3 separate regions of the Homo sapiens genome follow, and regions 1 and 2 are each linked to region 3. A link is a contact called in ENCODE Hi-C or POLR2A ChIA-PET data. All regions are on one chromosome and are shown on one strand. Each heading gives the region's core, a stretch centred on a gene start or an enhancer-like site at or near the end of the contact. The rest is flanking DNA. Distances are from core to core; before and after follow the strand shown. Region 1 holds the start of ANKRD39 (ankyrin repeat domain 39). Region 2 has its middle 19 kb from the start of DUSP2. Region 3 has its middle 20 kb from the start of NEURL3.

The links. Hi-C counts contacts between places; a loop is a spot of excess contacts on that map. ChIA-PET counts read pairs that join two places held with the same protein, here RNA polymerase II (POLR2A). Pooled maps may share reads with other maps.
Region 1: a pooled map shows a loop between it and region 3 (5-fold over the local background). The contact joins the promoter of ANKRD39 here to the enhancer-like site in region 3. A Hi-C loop is called at or near these places in 7 of 50 pooled maps. POLR2A ChIA-PET finds 5 or more read pairs at or near these places in 2 of 52 experiments (Panc1 and activated T-cell).
Region 2: a map with no recorded cell type shows a loop between it and region 3 (7-fold over the local background). The contact joins two enhancer-like sites. A Hi-C loop is called at or near these places in 12 of 37 single-sample maps with no recorded cell type and 8 of 50 pooled maps. POLR2A ChIA-PET finds 5 or more read pairs at or near these places in 2 of 52 experiments (Caco-2 and activated CD4-positive, alpha-beta T cell).

Annotation. Positions count from the first base shown.
Region 1 is chr2:96,856,719-96,860,973 of GRCh38, forward strand. It overlaps ANKRD39 (ankyrin repeat domain 39), which reads right to left and starts at 1,298. Exons shown (of 4, transcript NM_016466.6): 1 at 1,170-1,298. The coding sequence starts at 1,269. It overlaps SEMA4C (semaphorin 4C), which reads right to left. Exons shown (of 15, transcript NM_017789.5): 15 at 3,000-4,255. The coding sequence ends at 3,908. RefSeq lists silencers at 959-1,128, 1,159-1,828.
Region 2 is chr2:96,162,299-96,166,470 of GRCh38, forward strand. No RefSeq gene overlaps it. Among named protein-coding and RNA genes, the nearest start is that of DUSP2, 19 kb to the left of the region's middle. RefSeq lists enhancers at 1,300-1,579, 2,460-2,509, 2,770-2,849. Within about 2 kb of position 1,598, at least 10 of the 41 ENCODE cell types and tissues checked have a DNase peak (open chromatin) inside an H3K27ac peak, as active enhancers do.
Region 3 is chr2:96,483,603-96,488,092 of GRCh38, forward strand. No RefSeq gene overlaps it. Among named protein-coding and RNA genes, the nearest start is that of NEURL3, 20 kb to the right of the region's middle. RefSeq lists enhancers at 1,820-2,512, 2,198-2,847. Within about 2 kb of position 2,574, at least 34 of the 41 ENCODE cell types and tissues checked have a DNase peak (open chromatin) inside an H3K27ac peak, as active enhancers do.

The DNA of each region.
Region 1 (4,255 bases), core at 48-2,547, 370 kb after region 3:
ACTGCCCCCAGTTGAGAACTGGGGTGTTTAGGGAGGGTCTCTGAGGAGATGACATTGGAGCTGGGATCTGAAGAAAAGCATCAGCTAGCTTAACGGTTGTAGGAAGTTCATTCTAAGGAGATGGGACAGCAAGTCCAACGGCCTTAACTCAGGAAAAGGTCTTGCATATTTGAGACACCAAAACAAGACCAGTGTGGCTGCGGCGTAGTGATTGGGGGAAGAAAAGCATGAGAAATAAAATGAGGAGGAGAAGTAGAACCGGCAGGGGTGGGTCTACAGAGCTTTGTAGGCCATAACAGGGAATGATGTGATTTCTAATTTTCAAAAAGCCGCTCTGGCTGCTATGTGAGAGTAGAAAACCCTGTAGGAAGGCAAGCGTGGAAGCAGAAAGACCCTCTGAGGCAACCACTTCAGCAGTGCAGAGGACAGCGGTAGGAGGGGCGGAGGGAAGTAGGCAGGTGCCAGAACCACGGTAAAGGAAGAGTTCCATGAGAATGCTTACACAGCAGTGGCAATCGAGGGCTGCATCCGCAAGGGCAGATGACACAGCACAGTGGTTCCCAACGCTCACAAGAAGCACCCTGGTTTCCCGCCTTCCTCTGTTCCTATTGGCACCATAATCTCTGTATAATCTGGGCCAAACGTGTTACCTCTCTGGGTCCCACAGATGAGATACTGTGCCCTGCCTCGAAGGCTGCCCGTGCGAAGCTCTTGCCATCTTTAAAGCATGCAGGCTGCCTGGCACCCGGGGCTAAACAAAGGCCACTGCTCTCCTTCACCGCGCAGCCCCCAGGCCTGCAGCTCCATGCCCCTCAGGTTGGGTGCAATGCCCCTGGTGCAGATTCTGCTCCCCGGGCCCTCTCTCAAACACCTGAGCAGGCTTGTGTCTCCCAGGGGAGGTCGTCCCCCGCTACTCGGGAGGGTTACGGAAACCAGTGCTTCCGCTTCCCCGCCGCCCGCGGGACAGGTGTCTCCTGGCCGAGCTCGTGCGGGGCCCTGGGAGGCTCTCAGTACACGGGAACCGTGGGTCCCGCCCGCCTTCCCGCACCAGGCCCCAAGCCCCAAGCCCCAAGCTCTCGGGGCCCCGTTCATCCGCCTCTCCTTGGCCCCACGCCTCCTCCTTGGGCCGGGGCCTGGTGAGAACCACGAGGGCCGCGCGGCAGCCTCACCCCTCTCGAAGTCCATCTCCTCCAGCGTCTGCTGTACGCCGAGCACCGCGCTGGGATGCGAGCAGCAGGGCCCGTCCGCGCAGGGCCGAGGCGTCGCCATCCCGGCCCCGGCGTCAGTCGATCCGCCCCGGGTCTCAGGCTCAGCCTCGGCGGGAGGGGCGGACGCAGGGCCCGCCCCGCGTCCCTGATCTGGCCGCTCGGCGTCCGCGGCTGTCGCCCTAGTCCCGCCTTCTCGCCAAAGCTGACCAATCAAACGCCTAGGCCTTAGCTCGAGAACCAATTGCAACGGTAGGGCGGGGCTTGTTGCGCCCGGCCGTGCCCCGAGGCCTCCGCGCGAGGGCGTCCAAGGCCAAGCGAGGACTGAGGCGCTGGGTTCCGGGAGCCGCGCGCCGCTGGAGGGCCGCCGGGCCGCCTGGCCTTGCAGGGTGTGGGGATGAGGCAGCTGGGTCCGGTCGGGAGCTTTCCCGTTACCTTCGCCATGACCCAGCCGTCCAGCGACCTCGCAGCCTCCTCTCTTTACCGCCCCTAGTCCCTAGGGCAGGGAGGCGCCACGCGCTCCGCGGTCTTTTTTTTTTTTTTTTTTTTTTTTGAGACGGAGTCTCGCTGTCACCCAGACTTGTGTGCAGTGGCGCGATCTCGGCTCACTGCAACCTCCGCCTCCCGGGTTCAAGCGATTCTCCTGCGTCAGACTCCTGAGTAGCTGGGACTACAGGCGCCCGCCACCACGCCCGGCTAATTTTTTGTATTTTTTAGTAGAGACGGGGTTTCGCCAGGATGGTCTCGATCTCTTGACCTCGTGATCCGCTCACCTTGGCCTCCCAAAGTGCTGGGATTACAGGCGTGAGCCATCGGGCCGGGGCGCGCTCCACGGTTTTTAGCCCCTCTTCCTGGCACCACCCCGGACCAAGGCCGACCGCCCCCGGGGCAGCGGCAAAGTGACGGCTGGAAAGGCCTCGAGACGCCCCTCCCCGTACCCTGCTCTTCCTTACAAGTCCAGCAAGGGGCAGGTGGCCACAACTTGTCCTGCCTGTAGCTCCACCTCAGGGCAGGGGCAGGGCCTTGGTTTGTGCAGAACCCCCTGGCCCCACAGTGGGCGCTGAGTTTACGGAATCGGTCTTCATGATCAAAACCCACCGGGAGGCCGTCTGCGGACCGCGCACCTTCGCAGCGTGCTCCTCAGCGGACCCCAGCCTTCTCAATTCCCAGTTAAAACCCAGGCAGCTGCCTGCTCAAGCCACGATCAAGTGTACAGGGGAGACCGCCTGATCGGCTTAGAAAGAGTGCATGAACGACAGAATGCAGGTTGGGTTCTGTGCCAGTCCCTCTCCAGGACAGTGGTCTGGTGCACACTGGATGTAAGTTCCTTCCCCCGCTAGTTGGGGCACGGAAGACCCTAGCATTCCTGGTGGGTAGAAGGCTGGAAGTCGTTTCTCCTCCCCTAAGCAGGTTGAGAACCCCATCCTCACACAAGCAATGATCTCATCTCCACAACCTTCCACTCCTTTGGCCCCTCATTCCCACTACCCGTCTTGAGTTCTGGGAAGGCACCCCCCCCACCACTCCGCTTCTCCCCTGGACTCCCAGTGCCCTGACTTCTCCTTCTGGCCAGAAGCCAAGGCTGGCTCCCAAGGGGCTATGGCCATGGTCTCGTTCCCAGCCCCGCAGCCACCACTGTGGGAAAACACTAGAGCTGGGCTGTCCCCTCCCACAGGCAGGCAGGGACCACAAAAGTGGTGGCTGCCCTGGGATTGTGGGGGAGGCCCAGTCCAGCCTCCCTCCACCCAGAGAGCCTTCCCTCTTGGTACCCAGAAAGGCTTTAGCCCAAACATCTTAGCCCCATCAGAGCAATCGTTTCATTTTCTCCATTTTATTTGTCAATATAAAAATACTCAAATATTTACAACAAATAAATACGCGGGGACACAATAAGTTACACTGTTAGGAGCCCTCCTCCTAGGGCTGGAAGAGAGTATGCCATTGTCCACAGCAGGCCCACCCTCTCCCTTCTCTCCCCTCACACAGCCTTTCCCAGCCCTGTACAGGAAGAAGGCAAGTATAAAATACCACTGAACCCCGGGGCCAAGTGGGAGGCCCCACCCACCCTTCCCCCCAAACACACAGGAGGCTCCATCTCCCTCCCCCCACCCTGAAAACATTCACAGCCCTAGGAGCAGGACTAGGCCCACCCCAAGCCCTGCACTCCCTCTGAAGGGGCACAGCACCCTGTCCACCCCACCTCCATATGTACATCGCTGCCCGACACTCGGGGCAGTGGGGGTAGGAGAGACAAAGTGATACGACCCCTTCCCCTTCATAGCTCCAATGACTCACCAGGAGGACCCAGGCCAAGGGAAGACTTGACAGAAACAGGAAGGCTATGCCACAAGCGCGCACGCGCGTGCACACACACATACACACACACACAAACACATGTGCAAATACAGACAAACACACATCTTGAAACTTCTGCCTTGAAAAGTTTTGGCGGCTGGGGTCCCGCGTGTCTGTGATTCACAGAGAGGAGGAAGATGCCTTCTGCGAGGCTGGTGCCCTGGTGAGCCACACCAAGTGGCAGTGCCCGTGCTGAGCAGAGCAGGTCCTCATGGCCGGGTGGGTGCTGGGCAGTATCTGTCCCAGACAGAGCAGGTGCCCGTGCCATGTCCCTGAGGTAGCTGGTGCCTGTGCAAAAGTAGGAGCTACACCTCCCACGCTTCCCGCCGACGCGGTGGGGGTTCCCCTCATACTGATGACTCCTCGGGGTTGGAGTCGGGCAGTGGCTGGCGTTGCTGCAGTTTGCGTCTCAGTTCATCCGCGAGCTCAGGCAGGGGGTGCCCGAGCCCTCCCCGGTCCTCCCCTCCTAGTTGTAAGCGCACGTAACCATTGGCATTTGAGTTCCGCCCACCCCCCAGGTGAAGCCGAGTTGGAGAAGGCAGAGGCTGGCCTGGGATGCCTGGAGGTGGCGAAGGGGGCCCCCCACCGGGCTGGCACCGGGCATGCCCAGGTACTATCTTAAGGGAGCCATCTGAATAGTAGTAACCGACAGGATCCCAAAGTTTCTCATCTGGTTCAGGACAGGGCCGGAAGGG
Region 2 (4,172 bases), core at 348-2,847, 320 kb before region 3:
AGCAATTTGACAGAACCTATCCAAATGTTTAAAGCACATGCTCTTCAACCCTGCAACCTCTCTTCTGGGTGAAGAAACTTGTCCAAAGATTTCCAAGGCAGCATTGTCTGTATTGGGAGGAAAAATGGAATACAAAGTTTTTACACTTCTATCAAGTATCTGTAAAAACAAATAATGAGGTAAATCTACACACACTGATCTAGAACAAGCTTCAAGATACAGTGAAGACAAGTGAGTTGCAAAATAAGTTCGTATAGTATGATCCCATTTCAATAAAAACAAAAAAGAGAAAGCTGTACATTCTTGTTTGTTTTTTGGTTTGTTTTGTTTCAGTTTTTTTTTTTTTTTCTTTTTTAGACAGCTCTGTCACCCAGGCTAGAGGGCAGTGGTGCGATCACAGCTCACTGCAGCCTCAACCTCCCGGACACAAGCCATCCTCCCACCTCAACCTCCTGGGTAACTGGGACCACAGGCGCACATCACCACACCCGGCTAATTTTTTGTATTTTTGGTAGAGATGGAGTTTCACCGTGTTGCCCAGGCTGGTCTCGTGGGCTCAAGCAATCTGTCTCGACCTCCCAAAGTGCTGGGATTACAGGCGTGAGCCACCGCACCCGGCCTACATTCTACATGAACATAAATGTGTATGAAAAGCTCTAGGACAAAAAGTCTGGTTACAAATCAAGGAAAAAGCGTTGAACCACCAGAAGGGGATGGTGACTCAGTGAGCCTCGTGGCACCCCTCAGTTGGGGCTGCTGGGGAAGTGGGGGGACAAGCCTTCCACTAAGTGAGACTTGACTGTGGTCTGGACTGTGAAGGAGGACCCCGAGGCTGGCTGAAGGTGTGGGGGAGCCATGGACCTGACAAGGAAAGAGAATGATGGGCCAGAGGGGAGGCTGCAGACCTCAGAGAGGAGGGATCTCAGGAAAAGCCCTGAGCAGGCCAAGGGGGGCAGGCTCAGGCTAGGTGGGCACAAAGGCCCCGGTGACATTGACCACACCACTCAGGCCGGGGGTTTCCTCTGCGCCCTGTGCTGGCCGACCTGCCCGGAATGGCTTCACCCACCCCTCCCCTGCCCATCCTTGAGACCCCTCAGGTTTCGCTTCCTCCAGGAAGGCTTCCCAGATCCCCAGGCTGAATCAAGGGCTTCTCCCAGAGCCTCCCAGAGCTTGGGCTCGCCTCTGGCCTTCACAGGCCTCATCAAGGCACCCACCCAATACTGGTGCCTCCCTGAAGCCAGCGAGTGGGCCTTGGCGGGTTCGCTTTCCCCACACCTGGCTCAGGCCTGGCCTGCAGTGTTGGCTGATGGACAGCTGGTGAGCTATTTACCCTGTTTCTCCATTGGTGGCCTTGGGTAGGTACCAGGCCTCCCTGGGGGAGCCGGGAGCCCTTATTAAGGTTTGATCCCCATCTCTCTGAAAGGCAACATCCTGTCCTTCTCTTGCCCACCATCCCAGTGCAGGGGTCAGATTCTGCCCTGGCCAACAGCCAGGCCAAATGGGGGAGGCCTGTCTCCAAGCAGGATGTAAGGGCTCCCACGCAGCCCAGGGTCTTTTTCCGTGGCTCAGAACATGCTGTACCAGGTGGCCGCCTCTGCTGGGTGTCACCTTGCTTCTCACAGCCCCCTCTCTGCTCACATCCTGTTTCCACCCCTCCAACACTGCTGGGCCCCGCGCCCCCAGCCTCCGCCCCCAGCTGCTGGGTTTTCACGTGGCCTTTCCTGGGTTGCTGTAGGGGCACAGGCCTCTTATTTTTAGCTCCTTGGGGGCTGAAGGAATTTACATCTGAGTCTGCTCTCCTGAAGAGACAGACGGTTTCAAATGTGTCTAATGTGGTCTCCCGGGCAGCCTCAGCCTAGGCCAGCACTAAGGCAGAGGGGAAGGAGTGAGACGGCCAGCCCAGCATCCGGAGGCACACCATGTGGCCTCAGGCAGGGCCCGCAAGCCAGCTGAGCCCCACTTTCCTCAGCTACTAAGTGGGAACCCTGGGGAGGTGACCCCACTGCTGTGAGCCAGGAATAAGGATGCCCATGGGATGGGCAGGGAGGCCCTGGAGATGCCCATGTCAGGGGAAGGAGCCCTCACTCTGGGCCGGAGCCTCACCTACCACACCACCCTGCACAAGTCTATCACACATTTGTTATTTTCCCTAATTATCCCAGAAATCCCCCAACACTAGGAAATTTGGAACACACAGAAAAGATGGCAGAAGACAGAAATGCGTTGCTCATAACCCATCACAGTTCCTATGTGGAGCTGCCCCTCTCTGAGCCCTTTGCAATGCCCTCAGAACGAAAGGCAGGAGGGGAGGTCCCTTACTGAAAACAAAAGCCTACTGTTAGCCCAATAGGGCCTGGCAGGGAGCCCCAGGCAGTGTCCACCAGCCCTCCTCAGGCAGCATCAAGGGACCCAAGCCCCTCTCCCCCTTCCCTTCCTCCTTCCCGGCTGATCCCAGCAGCCCTTCCCTGGTGGCGGCGCTCCCAGAGCCCTGCAGTTTTTCCCCTCCCGAGGTGGGTCCAGGGATGGGCTGTAAGGCCGGGCCTGCCCCCAGGAGACCGGAGACCGCAGCACACATCCTGCAGTGAATATGACTGGTAGTCGCTGGTCCCAACCTCCTCCCTACCAGACGCAGAGGCTTACCCTACACAGACCTCTCACACTTGGCAGAGCCATGTGACTTACTCCAGCCAATGAAACACCACCTCCAGACTCAGGCAATAAAAAGCCCTGTGCGATTTTCCCACTTGCTCATCCTCTGCCATGTCGATGGAGGAGATCTTGAGTTCTCCAGGCACCGCAGCTGCATGACAGCCAGTCGGCCGCATCCGAAGGGCTCTGCCCACTTTTCGACTGGTGAAAACCCACTCCCTGTGGCCCTGTTCCACCACACCCCCAACTTCCATCCTATTTTCCAGTCTATTAAATGGTGGTGGCCACCCCACCACCACCTAGGTCCTGAGTTTCTCCTCAACCTTCAGACAGTTAGTGACATGTACGCTGTTCACTCCACTCCCATGGACCCTATTTATAATTTCATAAATAAAATAAACTATTATGAAATTATATTTTGGCATATACAAGGAATTTTTACAAATCAAGAAGAAAACCAGGGGAACTACAGGAAAAATATCAACATAAAAATGGATATAGTCGACCGGACGTAGTGGCTTATGCTTGTAATCCCAGCACTTTGGGAGGCCAGGGTGGGTAGAACACCTGAGGTCAGGAGTTCGAGACCAGCCTGGCCAACATGGTGAAACCCCGTCTCTACCAAAAATACAAAAAATAAAAATAAAAAATTAACCAGGCATGGTGGCAGGTGCCTGTAGTCCCTCCCAGCTACTCGGGAGGCTGAGTCAGGAGAACTGCTTGAACCCGGAAGGCAGAGGTTGCAGTGAGCCAAGATGGGGCCACTGCACTCCAGCCTGGGTGACAGAGTGAGATTCAGTCTCTAAGAAAAAAAAATAAAAAAGGATTATAGTTATAATAGGCAATTCATGCAAGGGAAATCCCAATGGTTAACAAGTATGACAAGAAATATTTAACTCCATAGTAACTAGAGAAATCAAAATTATAACTGAGATATCCCTTTTATACCATCCAGATTGGAAAAACTAAATAAAAATAAAAAATAAAAGGCAGATAATATTGACCAGGCATGGTGGCTCACTCCTGTATTCCTAGCACTTTGGGAGGCCAAGGCAGGTGGATCACTTGAGGCCAGGAGTTTGAGACTAGCCTGGCCAACATGGTGAAACCCTGTCTCTACTAAGAATACAAAAATTAGCTGAGAGTGGTGGCACATGCCTTTAATCCCATTATTTAGGAGGCTGAGGCAGGAGAATTGTTTGAGCCTGGGAGGTGGAGGTTGCAGTGAGACGAGATTGTGCCACTGAACTCCAGCCTGGGTGATGGAACAAGACTCTATCTAAAAAATAAAAAATAAAAAAAAAATAATGTAGGGAAAGCAACATGACACTATTGAGTAAAAACGGAGTATACTGGCTACCCCCATATTAGCAAATCTTTCTGTCTCTTTCCTCTTAAAAAACAAAAAAACAAAAACACATTTCCTATAATGTATATGGAATAAGGCGAGGGAGAAAATAATAGGGGAGTGAGACTCCCATTCTGCCTCGTACGAAATAAGAAATAATGTTGGAGACATACTA
Region 3 (4,490 bases), core at 1,324-3,823:
TCTGCAAAGTGGGGATGATGCTGAGTGTTGGTGTGAGCATCAAATGCGTAACTACGCGTGAAGTGCTTAGAGCAGCTGGTGGGTTGGGAGCAGGGATCTATCTGAAGCCCCCTTCTGCGATGTGGTTTTTCCAGTTAAACATGATATTTTTGAGATTTGTCTATGTGACACTCATAGCTCTAGCTCATTCACTGCATGACCACACGGCAGTTCATCCATTCTTTTGTTGGACACTGTAGAAGTTGGGTCTTCCCAGAAGCAGATACCAAGACGAAGTTGGACATATGAGACACTGACTGGGGGAAATGCCTATGAAGGAGACAGGGGGGTGAGCTGGAGAATGTTGCACTCAGATGCCTGGGAAAGGAGAGGGGAAGGAAAGAGGGTGGACAGGAAGAGTCTAGGGCTGCAGGGCCATTCTGGGAATTGTTGGGCCAGGCTGATAAGGAGTCCTCTAAACAATGTCACCATTACAGGCATCCCACATCCCCCAGGAAAGGGGATGCCCAGATACCGCCTCCCTGTACTTCTATCTGGTGCTCCCACATCAAAGATTGGAGAAGCATGGCGTCAGGAAGGATGAGGCGGAGGGAAGCTCACGACAGGCTGGGTCTGTCAACTGTGCTCCTCACAGCAGGAGTCTGAGCAGGGCCTTTCTACAGCTGCCATGGGCATGTGGGCTGTTTCACACTTCTCTCGGCTTTACCCCAAGGAGTAGGGGTGACAGCTGCTCCCACTGCGTGCTGACAGCATCGAATTTCTGGGCCTCATACATTCACTGGGGGTGAAAAAGCCAGCCTTGGGCCTCTCAGAGGCCAGCCCCCAGTCTATCCCCCAAGAGGACACACACTTCCTGACATCTCCTTGTGACTGGGAGAACACACATTTGCTACACAGGTATGGGACCCTCTCTCCTCACAAATATTTTAAAAGGGTTCTACCTTAGGGTAACCCAAGGGCCTGCCTCCCCCCATTTTAGCCAATGGTCATATCCTCTTAGTCTCAATTTAGGGAAAGGACAGGCAGTCTATTCCCTCCAATATAATACTTGGTGCTGTGGTTGAATGTCCCCTCCAAAACTCATGTTGAAATTTAATTACCATTGTGAAGACCTTAAGAGATGGGTGATTAGGCCATGAAGCCTCTGCCCTCATGAGTGAAACAATATTGTTATTGCAGGAGTGAGCTAGTCACTGAGGGAATGGGTTCCTGATAAAAGGGTGAAGTTCAGTCCCCATCTTCCCTCCTACCCTCCACCTTCCACCTTGGGATAACTCAATATGAAGGCCCTCGCTAGATGCCAGAGCCATGCCCTTGGACTTCCCAGAGCTATGAACCAAATAAACCCTTTTCTTTATAAATTGCCCAGTCTGTGGTGTTCTAACAGTAAAAAACAAACAAACAAACAAAAAAAGGAATAAGACACTTGGGCTTCTCCTTCCAAGTCCCTGTCAGCCCCAGGACTGCACATACTCCTGGGGGGAGACAGGCAAGGAGCCAAAATGTATTTGATCCTTTAAGTCAGCGGAATCCAAGAGCATTTGAGGGAGTCAGGAGGGGTCCTGAACAGAAAGCCAGGAAGATGTTTAGGGCCAGAAACGGGGATTAGGAAGTGCCCTCCTCTCGTGGTCAGTCTCCATCTCAATCACTGTGTCCAAGTTGGCCCTTTTTTTGTTGAGAACTTTGTGGGGAATGGGGACTGTTCAGGTGATCCGCCTCCATGTCAAGCCATAAATGGCTCAGCTTGAGGCAGAAGGGAGTCTTGGCTGGGATTCAGCGATTCCAGATCTGGTCCCAACCATACCATGGGCTGCTGTGTGGCTGCAGGCAAGTCACACAAAGCCTCTGCGCCTCAGTTTCCTGGCTATAAAATGAGAATGTCACCCCCTGCTGTGCCCCTCGCACTTCACACAGATCTGAGAGAAACAAGCTGGCTGCGCCAGAAAACCACAGAGGCACCACCTCTAGATTCCTGTGGAGATCCTACCACCCATTCCTTCAAAGGAAGGGACTGGGGAGCAGGGCAGCTGGCAGCAGAGGCTAATCTGCTGTGCAGGTCTGTGGAGGAAGGGACCGTGCGCGGTTCTCTTCCCTCTGCCTCCAGGCTTAGGAGTCATCCCCCACACGCGGGACCCCCAGTCCCCACTGTAGACTTCTTCCAAGTGGAATTTCTTCAACAGTTGATCAGCAGGGGGGTCAGGGCGTGCAGTGCAGGGGTGGGGGTGGGGGTTGCGAGAGGAGTGCCATCAGGGAGTAATGCTGGCGAGGCCTCATGAGGACAGCACGCTGGGGCCCTGTGTGCGATGGGCGCCAGGGGCAGGTGACATGGTGGACCCGGTCTCCCCCTTCCCTCTCCAATTGATCTAACAGAAAGCCTGATGTGAAAGTCTGGACGAGGGAATTTTCCCATATCTGCAGGAAAGCCCCGTAGCAGGTCCCTGGAGCCAGCCCGGGCAGGCCTCCGCTTACAGGACGCTAAAGATCCCTGGTTGCAGTTCTACTTTCTTTTTACTGCGTGTATTCTGCCCCTGTGATAATGATTCATTACACGCTTCCTCCATTGTTTTACTCCAGTGACCTCACGTCAAGGGAACCTGTGATCTCAGGCTTCTAGGAAAGCGAAACTTAGCCGCAGCCTGCCTCTCTCCCAGCCTGCCTTACAAGCACTGTGAGTTGCTGGCTGGCCGAGGCCCTGGCAGATCAGACCTCCTGCAGCCCCAGGGATGGCACGGGCACCGCCACTCACGCAGCCGGTAGAGCGCTCCTAGGGCAGGCCCATCTCGCTTCCCTCTCGCCTCTCCCCCCCGCTTTTGCTTGGGCCAATCCGACCTCCTCACCTCCTCGTAGCTCCCCCAGCACACCTTGCCTTTGCCATCTCTGCATGTGCCGCGCCTGCTGTCTGGAAGACCGGCATCCATTCCCCTCTGCCTTCCAAACTCTCCCTGTAGGACCAGCTCAAAAGGCATCTCCTCTTCAGCTGTTCCTGCTGCCAGGGCTAATATCGTCTTCCTCTTTTTTCCCCACTAGCGCTTCTTTGTCTATTTTGGAGAGGTTTTGTTTTGGATAACTTTTTAATTGAGATGTAACTCACATTATCATAATATTCGTCTTTTTTAAATGCACAGTTCAATGGTTTTTAGTATTCTATTCACAAAGTTGTGCAACTATCAGCATAATTAATTTCAGGATATTTTCCTCACCCTAAAAAGAAACTCCGTACCCTTTAGTTGTCACTCCTCATTTCTGCCTCTCCCCAGCCTCTGAAACCCACTAATCTACTTTCTGTTTCTGGATTTGCCTATTGTAGACATTTCATATGGATGGAATCGTGCATATATGGCCTTTGGTGACTAGTTTCCTTCTCTTAGCATAACATTTTCAAGGCTCATCATGATGTAGCCTGAATCAGTATTTCATTCCTTTTTAAGGATCAAATAATATTCATTTCTACCTTGGGGCCATTATGAATAATTCTTCCATCAACATTTGTGTACAAATTGTGTGTGGAAGTGTTTCCAATTCCCTTGGGTATATATGTAGGAGTGGAATCGCTGGCTCATACAGTCCTTCTGTGTTTAAGTTTTTGAGGAGCCACCACTGTTTCCCAAAGCAACTGTTTTTGGCTTTTTAACCAATATGTAAGCTCATTCTCATTGTTAAAAAAAAAAAAAAAAAAGTCCCCACATGCCAGTGAAATGTTCAAGTCCTCCCAATCACATCCCCATCCCAGTCCTTTCCCAGGGTCACTTCTCTTACCCTCCTGGACCCTTTGCCATTCATATACCAACACACACACACATTATTTTATGCATTTTTATATTCATGACATTTACTGTATGCTACATCCTGTATGTCAGAAACATAATGAAAACGTATTCCTTGGGCTGGATGCAGTGGCTCACACCTGTCATCCCAACCTTTGGGAGGCTGAAGTAGGAGGATTGCTTGAGCCCAAGGAGTTCAGGACCAGCCTGAGCAACACAGCAAGATCCTGTCTCTACAAAAAATTTAAAAAATTAGCCAGATGTGGTGGTGCCCACCTGTTGTCCCAGCTACTTGGGAGGCTGAGGTGGGAGGATTGCATGAGCCCAGGAGGCGGAGGCTGTAGTGAGCTATAATCACGCCACTGCACTCCAGTCTGGGTGACAGAGTGAGACCCTAGTTCCAAACAAAATAAAGTAAAAAAATCAAAAAATAAAAACTTATTCCTTGGAACCACAGCACAATGTTCTATAATATGGATAAACCATGGTTGATATAACCACTTTCCTATTGGTAAATATATAAAGTTTGTTTCCAAGTGCTTTCCTGTCATGAGAATTGCTGCCAGGTCATTCTTGCAAGCAGTGAGTGACTTTCTGGAGTAGACACTGGTGGGCGATAGTGTATGAATAGTTTAAATTTTAGTAGATAATGCCTCCAATGTTTTTGTGTAATTGATTTCTTTTTTGTTTGTTTTTGATTTTGTTTTGAACAGGGTCTCACTCTGC